Linked DNA regions of Homo sapiens: region 1 is linked to region 2. Evidence: chromatin loops called from intact Hi-C (ENCODE). Cell type or tissue: endothelial cell of umbilical vein. All regions are shown on one strand. Each heading gives the region's core, and the rest is flanking DNA. Links, peaks and the distances in the headings are about the cores only. Region 1 overlaps CLEC9A (C-type lectin domain containing 9A). Region 2 overlaps CLEC12B (C-type lectin domain family 12 member B).

Region 1 (7,775 bases), core at 1,504-6,503, 50 kb after region 2:
GGGCAACAAAAGCAAAACTCCATCTCAAAAAAATAATAATAATAAAATAAAACAAGTGAACAATAAGATGTTGCCTTGAATTCATTCTACCCACAAATATATGAAATAGAATGCAAAATTGCACATTTTTGGCCCTATAAAAAATGTATACCTGCTATATTCAGTAATTAGATGAAGTTCATTTCAACAAAAATCATGAGAAAATAATTTGTTAAGGATATGCAGTAAACCAAGAACATTTGAAGTAAATTATTACAGTTGTAGGTGCAAAAAGTTATTTTACGTGCAAATTTGATGACACAAATTAGAAATGCTTCTTCTAACCGAACGTGCTCATAGTTAAGTTGCTCCTGGAATCTCATGAACTATTTTTCTACATCGACGTATACTGAGAAAGACTATTCTATGTGGTCTATGATGTCAAGAATATTTTTATTTTTGATAACGAAGGTTCAGTATAACACTTTCTTTTTTTGACGTATACTACCTGCCAGGCTCTGAATCTGTTGAAACTTTTAAAATCCCAGTTGCCTATTTTTTTCATAGTTTTTAACACCACATGGATCCATACAGCAATCGAAAATAGTCTAAAAAATGTATCGGCACTTTTTTATAATACTCCCTTCTCTCCTTTTCCAGATTTCAAGTTCCCATTAATTTCTAGCTAGGCAAAATGTCACACTTTATATTTCACTAGAGTTTTGTTTGTTTGTTTTTCTCATTTCACAGTTCAATTTTTGTCTCATAGGATTTTATCACTGGCAGCTTGAGGAAGATTAAAGGAAGCTATGATTACTGGGTGGGGTTGTCTCAGGATGGACACAGCGGACGCTGGCTTTGGCAAGATGGCTCCTCTCCTTCTCCTGGCCTGTAAGTCTCTGAGTGAAATGCTACAAGAAAAGTTAGAAACATGAGGGAATTCAAAAGTTTATTTCACCTTGTACCATGAATTTTCTCCAAGGGACAAGCAGCATGATAATGTTACAGGCGGCTAATTGGGATTAAAGCTAACAAAATTAAGAGTAGCTTCATGCCTTCTAAGTCTCTCTCCTTCCCAGCCCTGCTTCTATTATCTTATAGAAAATTCACCTCACAATTTGAGTGTCTGATGAATAATATAATTATCAAGTGTGTTTCTTTTGTATCGCTTAATGTTTAGAGAATAACTATTTATTTCCACATTAAGCTTTTCAGATGGCAGTGGGGAGATGGAGAAGCAGAATCAGGTGCCTTCATATTTTGAAAATTAAGAGTCAGCAAAGAGATTCTAATTTAGGGACTGTCTTTGGGTATCTATGTTTTCTTTTTCTTTACATGCTGTTTTTGTTCAAATTATATTAACATTCTTTATTGAGAGAAAGAAGCAGTTACTGAAGAAGGAGGATGAAACCACCACAGGAAGTTGCTGTGTCAACACAAAACAAAACAAGCAGCTACACACCTCTCATTAGTTACCCTCAGGAGCATTTCTGAAACTCCCAAGTCTAACCTCAGAAATGTTGACTTGCTTTTCCAGGTTGCCAGCAGAGAGATCCCAGTCAGCTAACCAAGTCTGTGGATACGTGAAAAGCAATTCCCTTCTTTCGTCTAACTGCAGCACGTGGAAGTATTTTATCTGTGAGAAGTATGCGTTGAGATCCTCTGTCTGAAAGAAATTGTGTTCAAAGTGTTCTATTACACTGTTATTTGGAGCATGCCATTGGAAAACCCACCCCCACCCCCCCTCAAAAAAACAGAACAGTAAACCAAAATGTGGGCCATGAAATTAGCAACCTGGGACTCAATAATACACTTGGGAATATTCTTCCACACCGTCCAGATTTCATTTGATGTTGTTCACATTGCAAGAGTAAAACTTATTTAGAGCTACAGAAGACAAAACCCTGAAGAGTTAAGAACAAACGCAAGGAAATAATTTTTATTGTTTAAAGCCCGGAATGACTGTAACTTTCACACAAGGTACGCATCTATGTTTTTGGGGGAGGTGATGTAGTTACAGCTGACTAATATTTTTAAAATAAATAAATAAATTTGGCCTTTAAAACTCACTGTCTGTGAGATCTTTCTATGCATTTTCTAGGCTTTCAGGCATTATGTTATCAGACTGATAGAAGAACAGAGATACGAATTTCCAAACTGGAAGAAAGGCAGACTTCTATCTGCAGCCTGTAAGACAATGTACTTTTTAAGATTTGATTTCTTCTAGAAAGATGAACTACTAGAAGTTGACATAAGCAGAAGGAATAGTCAGGATGCCAGGATCAGAATGTTCTCCAGAGAATTCTGTGAATTCCCTCTTTCCTCTCAATGACCATGCCTGGCATTCGCAAACCAAAGGGCTCATGGTCTGGTCCCTCAGGGTTAACACGCCAACACTTTTGATTACGTCTTTCAGTGCCTCGATTGCCTCATTGTAAAATAACAGCAGAACTTACTCCAAAATATTGTGTGAGGAGTAGACTGTAAATATATGTCAGTGCTGAGAATAGTCTTGCACAGAGTTGAACACTCTATCAGTGCTTGGTTTTGTTCTCTGGACTACACCACCAATCATCTATACACATCAACCTTTATTTGTGCATCCCAGGCAAAAATGATCCCTTTTTTTGCTCCTCTTGGAGGGATATTCAGAAGTTAAAGTTTATGTGTAAAATGTCAGCAACTCTCTGGAGAGAATATCTGCTTTAAAGTTAATGGATTCTCCTCAAATAAATCTATAGACATTCTCTGCCCTAAGTCTGTAGACTCCCTGAAGCATGGACTATCTTATTCCCTAGAGACCATTAATAGCAAAGAACCCTGTGATCTACAGAAAGAACAGATTCTTTAATTATTATTATATTACTTGTTACCACTTACGTCCCTGCAAGAACGCCGTACCACATAGTAGGTTCTCAATAAATATTTGCTTAATTCAGTATAATTTTATTTAATTCTTCATTTCTCATAAAGAGGAGCTGAGATTCATTAGATTATCATCTTTTCTTCCTAAGCATAAAGGCATCACTTAAATATATAAAGTAAAAAAAAAACCTAATTCTCTGAGTCACTGGAAATCATTTAAATGAAACTAAATATCCTCTTACCTAAATGTCCTTTTACAATGGGTAAGGTTGTGTAAGGATGAGAAGAGCATGTTTTTGTTTATTTACCCTTGACCTAGAGTTTAAATGTGGGAGTTTAAGTAAAAGAGATTTTTCTCTAATTTTCTGCAGAACCTGAAAAAGGAGAATAGCAGAGAAAACACAGCATATATTGTCTCCTGTGTTTGATTTTTACAGCTGACAGCTGGCAGCTGAATGTAATAACCTGGAATAAAGGAGAAACAATAGTGGAATTTACTAGCAAAGACTGTTTGCCTTAAAGATTCTTCAAAGTATTGTCATGGAACTATGTTTAGAGGAAGGATACGAAGCACTTATAATCATTCTTTAAGAAGTACAATAAAGCAAAAGGCAAACATCCTTCAGCTGATGTCATCCCGTAGTGTATGATGCAGTATTTTCAAATTAGAATTTATCTACAGCGCAGCTGACTTCAGCTCCTACAAATCTCCTCAGCAGCGATGCTACTTTCCACACAGATGCTATAGTTGGGTGATTCTTCTCTGCAGGTTGCTTTTGGTCCAGGATACCAAGGCTTTTCAGATACAACACTGAGTATGCCAGTCTTATATCCTAGTCCCACCAACAATGAATTGGGCATCTTAGATCTCTTTCATTGAGTTCTAAGTTAGTCTTAAACAAACGAAAAGAAAACTAAAAATAAAACTATCCTGCAAATGTGAAGAGTTTTTTTACATGTTTGGTTAAAGTACATTAAATGTATAAAAAGTATACATAATAATATTGGTAGAATAATAGTAGATACTATTCGAGCCTAAAAATCTATTCATATAATGAAGCGTGTACAAAAGTCACGCAGACTTTAAATCAGAGGATCCTGATTTGTTTGTAATCTTCAAATACTGTAAGAATCTCTCTACAGAGGAGTTGACTCCCAAATATTAAAGCTGGCCCAGAGACAACCTGCTAACCTACTAGACTTTTCTCCTTGTTCATAATGTGTTTGTATCCTCAAAATAAAAGCTCCCCGTTACTCTTCTCACACTTCCTGCTGTTACAGGGCTCATGACCTGTTTCCTGTTGATAAATCCTGAAAGCTGGTTCAATATCCTCAGGAAAAGAAAGAGCTTATTGTGTACCGGAGATCTCAGCTCTACCAGGAAAGGCTGGGCTCCTCGTTTGACTGTTCCTGCAATTTCTTCAGAATTACATAAACAAGAACCTAGAAAGAAAAAAGTCTCCTCATCCAGAAAAACCAGTTCATACAGTGCCCCTCTCTGATTCTCAACTGGATATTGTTCTTAGCAAATCAGATTTTAAAATTCACTTTATCATTATGTCCTATTCTTAATATCATTTTTCTAAAGTGTGTAGTGAGAATGCTATGCTATACACTTTTTTCTGTTGTTTTGAAATGTTTGTTCACATTGTGATCAATATTGTGAGTTTTGCTATAAAGACAAAGGGATTAAGGGGAAACATGAAGAATAAACTCAGGGAAGGAGCTGAAGTATGTCAAATGTATGCTATTTTTTCCTCCTCACAATCTAAAGTGACACTATCCCTTAGTCCCAGACTTGGAATGACATACCATTCAAAACTCACTCTAGGCAGCTAGACCCTTCACATCAATGGCACTTAAAGAGTGGCTTGTCATCCATCCCTGAGCTAGACTGCAGCCACATAGGATGCTAGGAGTCAAAACTTAAATGAGTGCATGTCTCTGTTTTACAGCTTAGTCCACAAAATCATTTGACTTCCTCCTATCAGTCATATTTTCTTTCTGTAGCAACAAGGCTTACATAACAATTGCTTAACTGCAGGCTTACTTCTCATTTCTTGTTATGTACCTATTATATGAACTACTTTCATCGAAAATCTGCACTCATCATCAAAAATATTTGGTAATAAAATCCTTAGCTCCCCAAAGTAGGTGCCCTTCTACAATTTGTTCATAAATACAGATTTCCAAAGAAGTTTGTTGTTATTAATAAATCAAGTTTAGCCTAACGCTGCCTTTTTACGTATTTTAAGTTTAGCTTAAAGGATTCTCTGTACATAATGTCAACTATAACAAGTTGAGGGGTAAACAGACCCTAGTCTATACTTGTGCCAATCACTGTGCTTTGGCCAATCAAATGTAGCCAACTGTTTGAATTGTGTTCAAATAAGGCAAACTCCGAGCTGTAAGCAATCCAGCTTTTTCTGTACCTCACTTCCGTTTTCTTTACTACGTTTTCCTTTTTCTGTCCATAAATCTTCTTCCACCACATGGCTGCACTGGAGCCTCTGAGTCTACTCTGGCTCTGGAGGCTGCCTGATTTGTGAATGAGTCATTGCTCAATTAAACTCTTTTAAATTTAATTGAGCTGAAGTTTTTTTCTTTTTAACATTGCTTATGCATGTGTATGTGCGCCCCTATATTTAAAAATAAATCACTAGATCCTTTTAAAAATATTTTCTTGACTTCCCTTACATTTTTTATTGCAGTTCACATTATGAAACTGATTTCACATTTACTTTATTTCAGCTAACAGTAACATTATGAGGAAATTATAATTATTTCTACTTCATATGCAGTGAAATAGGTTTCATGAAGTAAAGTGACTTGCCTAATAAGTAAATCAGAATAAGAGGTCTAAAATCTTCATTTTCTAACCACAAATACAGTTTTCTTTGCATGACACAATATATCAACAGAACTTGCTCGACCCTGAAGAAAATTTTAAGGAAATCAACAGAAAATTGAAAGGAAAGTTCTCAAGGAAGAATCCGCAATAGTCTTTGCTAAGTGACAATCTAACAAAATGAAGTTTATGAAAATGAGCACCAATGTGTTCTTTCTATCATATGATTGCTACTATACGTCATTTTACCATGAGATAGATGTTTATGAAAAACAAAACTGAAGCACCTCAGTTTCCACTGTTGAAAAACAAAGATTTATAATGTTATCTTTTCTAGCATAAAACCCTCAAAATTGATTTATCAGTAAACCAATAAACTTGGTGGCTGTGATGGTGTCATTCCCAATGATCCCTGTTATATTTGTGCATGGAGTCGTCTCAAGAAAGAAGTGCCTCACAAAGGAGCAGCTACAAAGATGTCACTGTCTCTGTTCATTTCCCATGACCTGACTGGAAATCATGTGCACTAATGCAACTCAGCTTCCTCATCAACCATGTGTTGATGCCATAAGCTCACCTCAAAAGATTTCATTTTAGGAAAACGTTAAAACTGTTTTCTTGAAGCCAACACGTATTTCAAAGACATCTTATTTTCTCCAGATAATCATGTAATCAGTACTCTTGTAAATTCCCCAAAAACTTTCAGTAAGGCACAATCAAAATAATGACCGCTATCATATTTTGAAAAGCATTTCCATGCTGAATTTTCCCACCAACCATAAGTCCATTGTAAAATCACACACACTTCACAGTATTTACATTTATTATTATTAAATCTTCAGTACCTGAAAGGTATAAATATGGGTCAATGGAAGAAAATAGGAACTGAAACTATTACAGGTGCAGATGAAGAGGCTCACTTTTTTCTGGTCTTTAATCTCTCTGAAGGGAATATCGGGGACGGTAGTTCTGATATGAAACGGAGATGGGGATATATTTCTTTCCTGGGAGAAATTCCTATGGAGGGGAGACAATTATCAGAGTCTTAATGGACACAGGAAGGAATGCTTATAAGGCATTGAGATTTGAGATTCTCATATCAAGTGACATCCCTGTTGGGAAACGGCATGGACAAGGCAGATGGGGTCTTTACTGATGGATTGGGAAGGGACTAGTATGAACTGAAACAAACAAAAAGAATTCCTTGTGTATTTGCTGGTACAATCTGGGAAGTGACTGCCAATTTCTGATGGACTACTTGACTGTCAGAGAAAAGGATGTTACCTCAATGTATTTCCTCTACTTCAAAAAGTTTCTTATTCCACCAAGTGTAAGGAAGACATGAAAACAGGGAGGTGATATTAGACATTGAGAAGAAAGAGAGCTAAAAGTTATCTCTAAGCCAAGAAGGCAGATGACATTATGGGTTTCTGAGGTTGGTTGGTGGCATGTAAATAAGACTTCTTGTGACTGTTAAATACGTGCATAAACCCAAGCTCAGAAATGCTGGTGATCCTGAACAGGAAACACGAGAACCCATTTTGTACTAGTCAGAGAGATAGTCTTTCCTGATTATGTTCCATTTCCCAATGTCTCAACTAGCCCTTGCTTTGGCACCGCCTGGCTCACTCTGCTATTTGTAGTTGCAGAGGGCGAATCAGTCACCTTCGCCTAATGTTTCAGGGGGGACATGGAGGCTCTCTGGCTTCACCATTCCTGCCCTTCTCTCACAGACACAACGCTTCAATTCTTTGCAGTCCTTTGAGAAGATCATCCCATTAAGGATGGCCACACAGTCTCTGCTTCTTGGGCTGGTGACATCTATTATAATATGGAACCTTAAGAAAGGAAGAAAAAGTAAATTCAATCACGGTTTATTTCTAAAATAAAATATTAAATACCCATTCTTTCTAGAGTTATAAAATTATAGTCTAGATACCAGAATAAGTTTACCGGGAAACTGGGGTCATGTGCCTCTTTCTCTTCAGCCCCTAAGTTTCCATACTCATTCTTAGAAACAGCAGGTCACCCCAAACAGCAAAAACCATTTCTAACTAAAGCGAAGCTACGTGTTCTCCTCCAA
Region 2 (7,775 bases), core at 512-5,511:
GAGGAGGAATTTCTCAAGTCACAGATCTCCAGTGTACTGAAGAGGCAGGAACAAATGGCCATCAAACTGTGCCAAGAGCTAATCATTCATACTTCAGGTAATCAGACTTAGTCCTGCTGACCAGTCAGATGGCATATGTTATCCTGGTCTAAGTTGATCACATGTACCACCTAAGAGTATTGAGAGAGTTATGTCATCCAGTGAACCTTAATGATGTTGCACTAAATTTACACACAGCAAGGAAATATACAAATTCATTTAATATTTTTGAAACCACAGGCAAATTTGGGAAGTATCTTGGAATGATATCAATCTGGATACTTCAACCCCTCATTTTATTAACTATTTCTAGGTGATCATGTTGCTCTGAAAGCTTAAAGGCATAGCTGGTAATTCTGAGGTCAGAAGACTAAGCCATGAAAAGAGAATCCCTGTTGCCCCAACCCATAACCAGGGGTCACTTTTTTTTCAGAGGCTTCTAAAGCAGTATGCTTTCAGGGTGCAGGCTCTCAGTCCCTATTGTTCAATTACATGATTTTGTTTCAAAGCCTTCTCCAGTCACTCTAGAGTCTTCAGTTTATATTATTGGGTATAATTTCCTTTTCAGACCACAGATGTAATCCATGTCCTAAGATGTGGCAATGGTACCAAAATAGTTGCTACTATTTTACAACAAATGAGGAGAAAACCTGGGCTAACAGTAGAAAGGACTGCATAGACAAGAACTCCACCCTAGTGAAGATAGACAGTTTGGAAGAAAAGGTAGGATTGAGTCTCATTCTCTAGTTATAGACATTATCCATACAATGAGAGAGAAATAAATAAAACATCTGATTCACATGATGGAAATTCAGTGCATCTTGAATTAGAATTAATACATGAATTTAATGAATGTCCTCATCTATCTTAACTCTGCAAACTGGAATGTGGCGCTCACGTAAAACTTTTTCTCTGTTTTCTCTCTTAGGATTTTCTTATGTCACAGCCATTACTCATGTTTTCGTTCTTTTGGCTGGGATTATCATGGGACTCCTCTGGCAGAAGTTGGTTCTGGGAAGATGGCTCTGTTCCCTCTCCATCCTTGTACGTCTCTAACTATTGAGGGTAAACACAAGCTTTCCATGGAATCCTGGGAAAATTAATAATGATTGTGAGAATTATAAATACAGACATAAAAAGAGGAGTACAACATACTGAGAAAAGAGCTCCAGTAACAAATATTGAAAGGAGGTATAGTTCATTTCATCTCTGTGACAAATTTATAGCAAGGCACTGAATTTTATCTTTTGGTAGAAATGTGTTTATTTAACACACACACACACCTAATACTACATTCAAAGTATTTTATAAATACTAACCCTTGAAGAAAGCAGTTATATTCCCATTTTATAGGTAGAAATATTATAATAGAGAGATTAAGTAACTTGCCTGAGGTCACTCAGCTCATAAATTGCACTTTAGGGATTGTGCACTCAGTCACTCAGCTATTCTGACTCTCCAGCACCTACAATCCAAAAGGGTGCTGCTGGTCATAAGAACACATATCAACACATTTATTTATACTAAATAACTGTCAACCATTTTCTAACAAAAAGTAAGACTGAATTGACTGATTAGTTCAACAATTAGTGTCATGTTGAGGACTTGCCAATTACAATATACGGCAAGTGTCTTTTATGAATTAAAATGAACTAAACCTTCCACTTCAGGGTTTGGATGAAACTATTTAAAGGACAAATAGAATATATAACACTTGGAAAATTTCAATTTTTTTAACTATTTAAAGTTATGAAAAAATAGACGTCAACAAAAATGTGTAAGGGGATATTAGGTTTGCTAAATTCTTTCACAGACTATAAAACAAAAAATTTTGAGGAACACCTCTCATCATAACTACATTTAAATGAAACAACTGTATTAATATTTTAAATATAATAGTATTTTTCTATTAGATAAAATTTAAGATCTTTGGCATCTTAATGGATTTTTAAACTTTTTATTGATACATAAGAGATGTATATGTTTTGGGGTATATGTGATAATTTGATACATTCAGATAGTGTGTAAAGATCAAATAAGTGGAATTGGGATATCGATCACTTTAAATATTTATCTTTTCTTTATGCTAGGAGCATTCAAATTATTATTTTCTCATTATTGTGAAATGTACAGTAGATTATTGTTAATTGTATTCACCCTAATAATCTATGAAACACTAGGTCTTACTTCTTCTATCTAACAGAATATTTGTATTCATAATGGCTTTTTATCTACCTTCCTCCCCCAACAAATCATTATCCACCCCCCTCCCTCCTGTTTCACTCTTTAAAGCATGTTGTCAACGTTTTCTTAAACTGAATAATAATCACTCATCTTCTGTCAAAGATGCCATGCTTCAGCTGTGACTCAGCAGTTCCTTAAATCACAAACAATGGTAGGTCTATTATTTTCTCCCTGGATACACTTTATCTTCATCCATTTCCCAATGTTTTGTCATGGCTATTTCTACTCAAACACTAATCCCCCATTCTCTAATCACCATTATTAATCATATCAAGTCAATTAGTTTGGTTTCACACTAATAATAATGACAAAAAGCACATGCAGAGTAATACACAAACAAAAAAAGTGACAGTTACTTTTTTGTGACAAGAGCAATATTGGGTATGAACTGATTAATATTAATCTGAGGTGTTGCTACTAGACTGAGGGTTTCCAGGAGTAGTACTATGACATCATGTAAACACATTCAGTTTTCATGTTGGAATCTAAGATGTGTCCCTTCTCCCAAAGGGATTTTAATCATTCTTGGCCTCTCTACTCACTCTTAATCAAAGTGTGGAGGAGGTGGCCCCCACAGCAGGGTTTGGAACCTACAGACCCTGGCCCCTGAGACATGCAGCTGTCAGACAAGCCAGCATGTCAAACACAGGTTAGAGAGACTGAGCTTCCAGATTGCATAGCCATTTCCTTGACTACTGAGTAAAGGCCAAGGCTAAGATTTAGTAAGCCTAGCCCTGAAGCAAGCAAAGAATATGGCAGTGTAATGCAGGTCATTTAGAAAAAAACAATGTTGGGCACAAAGAAAATTTAGATCTGACAAGTATAATTTTCTAAAGACATTATTTCAGGATTAACATCAATTTCTTAGCAGAGGAAATGAATACTATTGTCAGAACCATATCTATATAGTCAATCATTTCCTCTTTTAACGTCTGTCTTGTTCTCTTTTTACCCACCACATATGTATAACTATGTGAAAAATTATATTTGTGCATAATAAAATGTGATAACTTTTTACAACAGAATGTGATTTTATTTTTATGTTTTTCTTCATAAGGTCCCAAAGAACTTCAAGTACTTCTAATATAAGCTGAACTGATTAGATTTCATTAATGGAATTACATATTTATGAAGGAAATACAAATTCTCAGTCCAGGATTTAAGTATTTCTCTTAAAGAATTCTACCTGGGATTATGATTAACTTAAAATAAAGAACCCAGATGTGCCAGCTCTGGGCAGATTTTGTGCCAGCTTTAGGCAGCTTCAGATTTTGAAGCTTTGTGGAGGCAGAAGTCTCTCCATATTCAGATACATGACATTGGCTGTAAGAGCAACTGAGGGCACTAAATAGTGATCACGTTTCAAATACAGAATTTATAATTAATTTTAAATTAATTTTCAGATTTAGTACTAAAGAACTTGACCAGATCAATGGATCCAAAGGATGTGCTTATTTTCAAAAAGGAAATATTTATATTTCTCGCTGTAGTGCTGAAATTTTTTGGATTTGCGAGAAGACAGCTGCCCCAGTGAAGACTGAGGATTTGGATTAGTATGCTTCTTCCAAATTCTCCAAGAAGTAAGAGACTTGTGAGTAAGCTCATATGAGGAAAGAGGAAACTACGGTACCAGAGCCAAACCAGCTTTTAAAATGACTGTGTATTTACATTATCAGACAAATGAACTTGTTTAACAGAACATTCTCCAGTTCCTTGTCTGACGTCTTCTGATTTGATGTTATTATTCGGTCTTAAAATTATACCTGGGGACAAAGGGGAATAGCCATACTATGGCCCTATGATTGTCTCAGAATCATTTCACTGAATTTCTTTGCTTTCTCAAATAAAGACTCCTTTCTTTCATTATTATTATACTGTCACGTGTGCACTAGGGTGATATTTAAATATTTAAAAACTAGGGTGATATTTAAATATTTAAAAACACAGGCCACAGCACTAGAACAAGGTCCAAGAGATGCCTGTTGTGATAGTTGCTGGGTCATGTGGAGGTCTGGGGGATCCCAGGCTAAGGGTCCTGGTAGCTGGGGCTGCAGCACTGTATCAACTGATTTGGAAATATTTTATTTTAGCAAATGTTTGTACCACTGTGAACCAGCTAAGTGTCGCCCTGCACTTGCAAAATAGCTTTTCTTCTCCAACAACCCTATGAAAATAAGCGTTCTTATTAATCTTTAAAATTTAGATAATTTATAATCTAGGCATAATAATTTAATATTTACTTTTTTTTGAGACACTGTCTCACTCTGTTGCCTAGGCTGTAGTATTGTGATGTGATTGGCTCACTGCAGCCTCAATCTCCTGGGCTCAATCGATCCCTCCCACCTCAGCCTCCCGAATACCTGGGACCACAGGCATGCAACACCATGCTCAGCTAATTTTTGTATTTTTTTGTAGAGACGAGGTTTCACCATGTTGCCCAGGCTGGTCTCAAACACCTAGGCTCAAGCTATCTGCCAGCCTCAGCCTCCCAAAATCCTGGGATTACAGGTGTGAGCCACTGCCCCTGGCCAATATTTATGTGTTTGTCATTTATTTAAATTAGTAATATTGATGTTATTGATTTTGTAATCTGGGTATTATTATAAAAATATATTCTCTTACAATTGATATTTTGTTTCCCTCAGAAAAGTCCTAATAAACTGTTTGAAGACATCAAAATAGAAGAACCATTATCTTTAATTATTTAGACCTTTCCTGAATCACAGTTTGTCAGTGTTCCTGCACACTAGATGCTAAATATTGTAAATCTAGGGTTCAAGATTTTTCCTGGAACAAAATTGCTGATTTCAGAGTACTGGTAAAGGATGTAGTTTTCCATTTATCTTCACATAGTTCCATAGCTATATATAGGAAGAAAATAATGATAAATTAGCCTTTGATACTGATTTTGCTAGATCAGAAATCTAGAATTTACTGGAAAATTGATATAATCTAAATTCAAAGTTAGATGCATTTCAATACTTTGACAGTCCTTTGAAACTACCACTTCATACATACCATCTAGTAGCTTCTTATTCTCTAAATATTTAAAATTATCAACTAATCAATGTTTTATATAGGCACCAACAGAAACTCTAGAACAAAGGAAAAATGTCAAGTGTGAAAATTTAGTAAAAATTACAAACAATATATTTAAGCACAACTTTTTAAATACAGACAATTATCATAGTTCAAGTAAACAGTGTTTCTTAGTTCTTATACGGGATTCAAACATAAGTTATATACACATGGATTAAAGAAGAAACTTGATTCTTCCATTTCTCTTTAGCAGTTTGCCCCTGGCATTCTCACAAAGATAAAATTATTTCTTAAAGGTCAAAATCTGTGCCTCTGACTCTCACACATTTGGGTTTCGTTTTATTCCCATGAGAAAAATAAGTTCTTTCATTCCTCTATTTCTAATTAAAAAAATCTACTTTTAATAATTAAAATACCTTAGTTGGTTATTTTGTTCCTATTAAGAAGTTACAGGTTTTTTTTTCTGGTATCTTGTATATTTTAATTCTCATTTCATGTAAACTCTTTTATACTCATTAAAAGAAAATTTCTGTTTCTGACCTTACAGTGCTCTGGATCTTGATCAGCTCCTATTACTAAGAGCTCCCTCCCTGCTGCCCTGCTATCATCATATTATCCCTGACGACCTCTACAGTAGATGCATAAATCCAGAGTTCTCAAGATTCACTAGCCCTTTGTGTCAGAATACTTCATCCTTTGATTCTGATAACTTAGCTTATGAGACAGGACTTGATTCCAGAAATTTTCATCTCTTTCTTTTTCTTTCTTTCTTCCTCTCCTACTGCCCCTACACCCTCTCCAGTCAAAATCCCTGAGATATTTTATTTATATATACAGGTATATACAAATGGTATATTTTTAGGGGAAAGACCATTGATATGGTTTGGATCTGTGTCCTTACCAAATCACATGTCAAGATGTAATCCCCAATGCTGGTTGTGGGGCCTGGTGGGAGGTGATTGGGTTATGGGAGCAGATTTCTCATGAATGACTTAGCACCATCTTCTTGGTGCTGTTCTCATGATAGCGAGTTCTCGCAAGATCCGGTTGTTTAAAAGTGTGTAGCATCCCCACCAACCCCACCCCACACCCTCTCTCCTGCTCCTGCTCCAGCCGTGTGAAGTACCCACCCCTCCTTCATCTTCCACCATGACTGTAAGTTTCCTGAGGCCTCCCCAGAAGCCCAGCAGTTTCCAGCATCATTCTTCCTGTACCGCCTGAAGAACTGTGAGCCAATTAAACTTTTTTCTTTATAAATTACCCAGTCTTGAGTATTTCTTTATAGCAATGTGAGAATTTAACATGGGTTCCAAACATGGCTTCACATCAGATTTACATGGATAGTCCCTTAAAGGCACAGATATTTGGGCCACGCGTCAGATCTATAAAATCAGAATGATTGGAAGACAGAAATGGAGAATCTGTAAGTTTCTCAAACTACACAGGTGATTTTTATTAACACAGCCTGAGTGGCAATGTTTGGATAAATAACCTCAATACTAACTCCCTGAGCAAATAGGCCCAGAGGCGAAGGTGCTGGAACCATCTTCAAACTGGATGGCTCTTTCTGCAACGTTAGCAAATTTGGTTTGGTTTGTGCAGACCACGTTAGGTCAGGACAGATCAGAATTGGGACAGATATAGTGACAGTTCTCAACTATTTCACTGTTGTAATCTTAGCCAACAAGCCCTTACTGAGGGTATTAATTGGCATGGTTGGGATGGACAAGTGATATGAAGTTTGATCTGTTTAGCTCTCTGAAAATAGTTCTCAATTTTGCTGCACACTGAAATTATACTGGGGAGCTTTGAGGAAATACTGATGCCTAAGATTGTCCCACCTCTTAAGATGCTGATTTCATTGATGAGAAGTGTAGCTGGGCTATTAAAAAAATTTAAATTTCCTACATGATTCCAATCTGAAGCTAAGGTTGAAAATCCTTGTACTGAGGTTGGCCCAATGGCCCCTATTTTCAGTAAAATAGCCAACCCTCCATTATATATTAAGAAAACGGGTGAACTAGCTCCATTGGTGATGATTACACATGGTTGAGACAGGGACAATAATGATGATTACCTGAAACTAGGATTGATGGTATATTCGAGGCTGCATACAAGCATATATAATCATACTTGTATACATTTGTATGCACCTGGAGAAGGATTTAGACACATTAGTAACATTGTTTTCCTCAGGGTAGGTATGATGGAGTCAAATTGGGAAGAAGGGGAAATGATACACTTTTGGAATGAGAATCCACTGTGAAGCTGAGGACTGAAATCAAGAGTCAGATTATAAATAGGTGGCCAAAATTAACAATGTGGTCCTCAAGCAAATATAATTTTTTATTCCACAGGTATATTAGTTTTACTGAACAAGTAACTACAAGTAATACACCTGTCTGTCTGACTTCCTAAACTTCCTTCCTTCTTTCTTTCCTTCCTTCCTTCCT

Evidence for each region. Hi-C counts contacts between places; a loop is a spot of excess contacts. Peaks named below come from ENCODE experiments on the same cell type or tissue, not always from the same donor. Only the 100,000 strongest peaks of a DNase experiment are listed, where the experiment ranks them.
Region 1: a loop joins it to region 2, with 8 times the contacts of the local background. A loop is called at or near these places in 3 of 110 quality-filtered maps.

The regions. Positions count from the first base shown.
Region 1 is chr12:10,063,984-10,071,758 of GRCh38, forward strand. It overlaps CLEC9A (C-type lectin domain containing 9A), which reads left to right. Exons shown (of 9, transcript NM_207345.4): 8 at 749-870; 9 at 1,517-2,048. The coding sequence ends at 1,649. It overlaps CLEC1A (C-type lectin domain family 1 member A), which reads right to left. Exons shown (of 6, transcript NM_016511.4): 6 at 5,571-7,530. The coding sequence ends at 7,350. Among named protein-coding and RNA genes, the nearest start is that of CLEC1A, 31 kb to the right of the region's middle. In endothelial cell of umbilical vein, for the core only: no CTCF peak of the experiment used is centred there; DNase peaks (open chromatin) are centred at 3,448, 4,128, 4,788 and 5,318; H3K27ac peaks cover 4,136 bases.
Region 2 is chr12:10,014,645-10,022,419 of GRCh38, forward strand. CLEC12B (C-type lectin domain family 12 member B) reads left to right here. Exons shown (of 6, transcript NM_001129998.3): 3 at 1-97; 4 at 608-762; 5 at 968-1,083; 6 at 3,687-4,152. The coding sequence ends at 3,837. LOC102724020 (a long non-coding RNA gene) reads right to left here. Exons shown (of 4, transcript NR_169587.1): 3 at 1,429-1,504; 4 at 242-1,129. Among named protein-coding and RNA genes, the nearest start is that of CLEC12B, 7.9 kb to the left of the region's middle. In endothelial cell of umbilical vein, for the core only: no CTCF peak of the experiment used is centred there; DNase peaks (open chromatin) are centred at 2,507, 3,077 and 3,917; H3K27ac peaks cover 2,888 bases.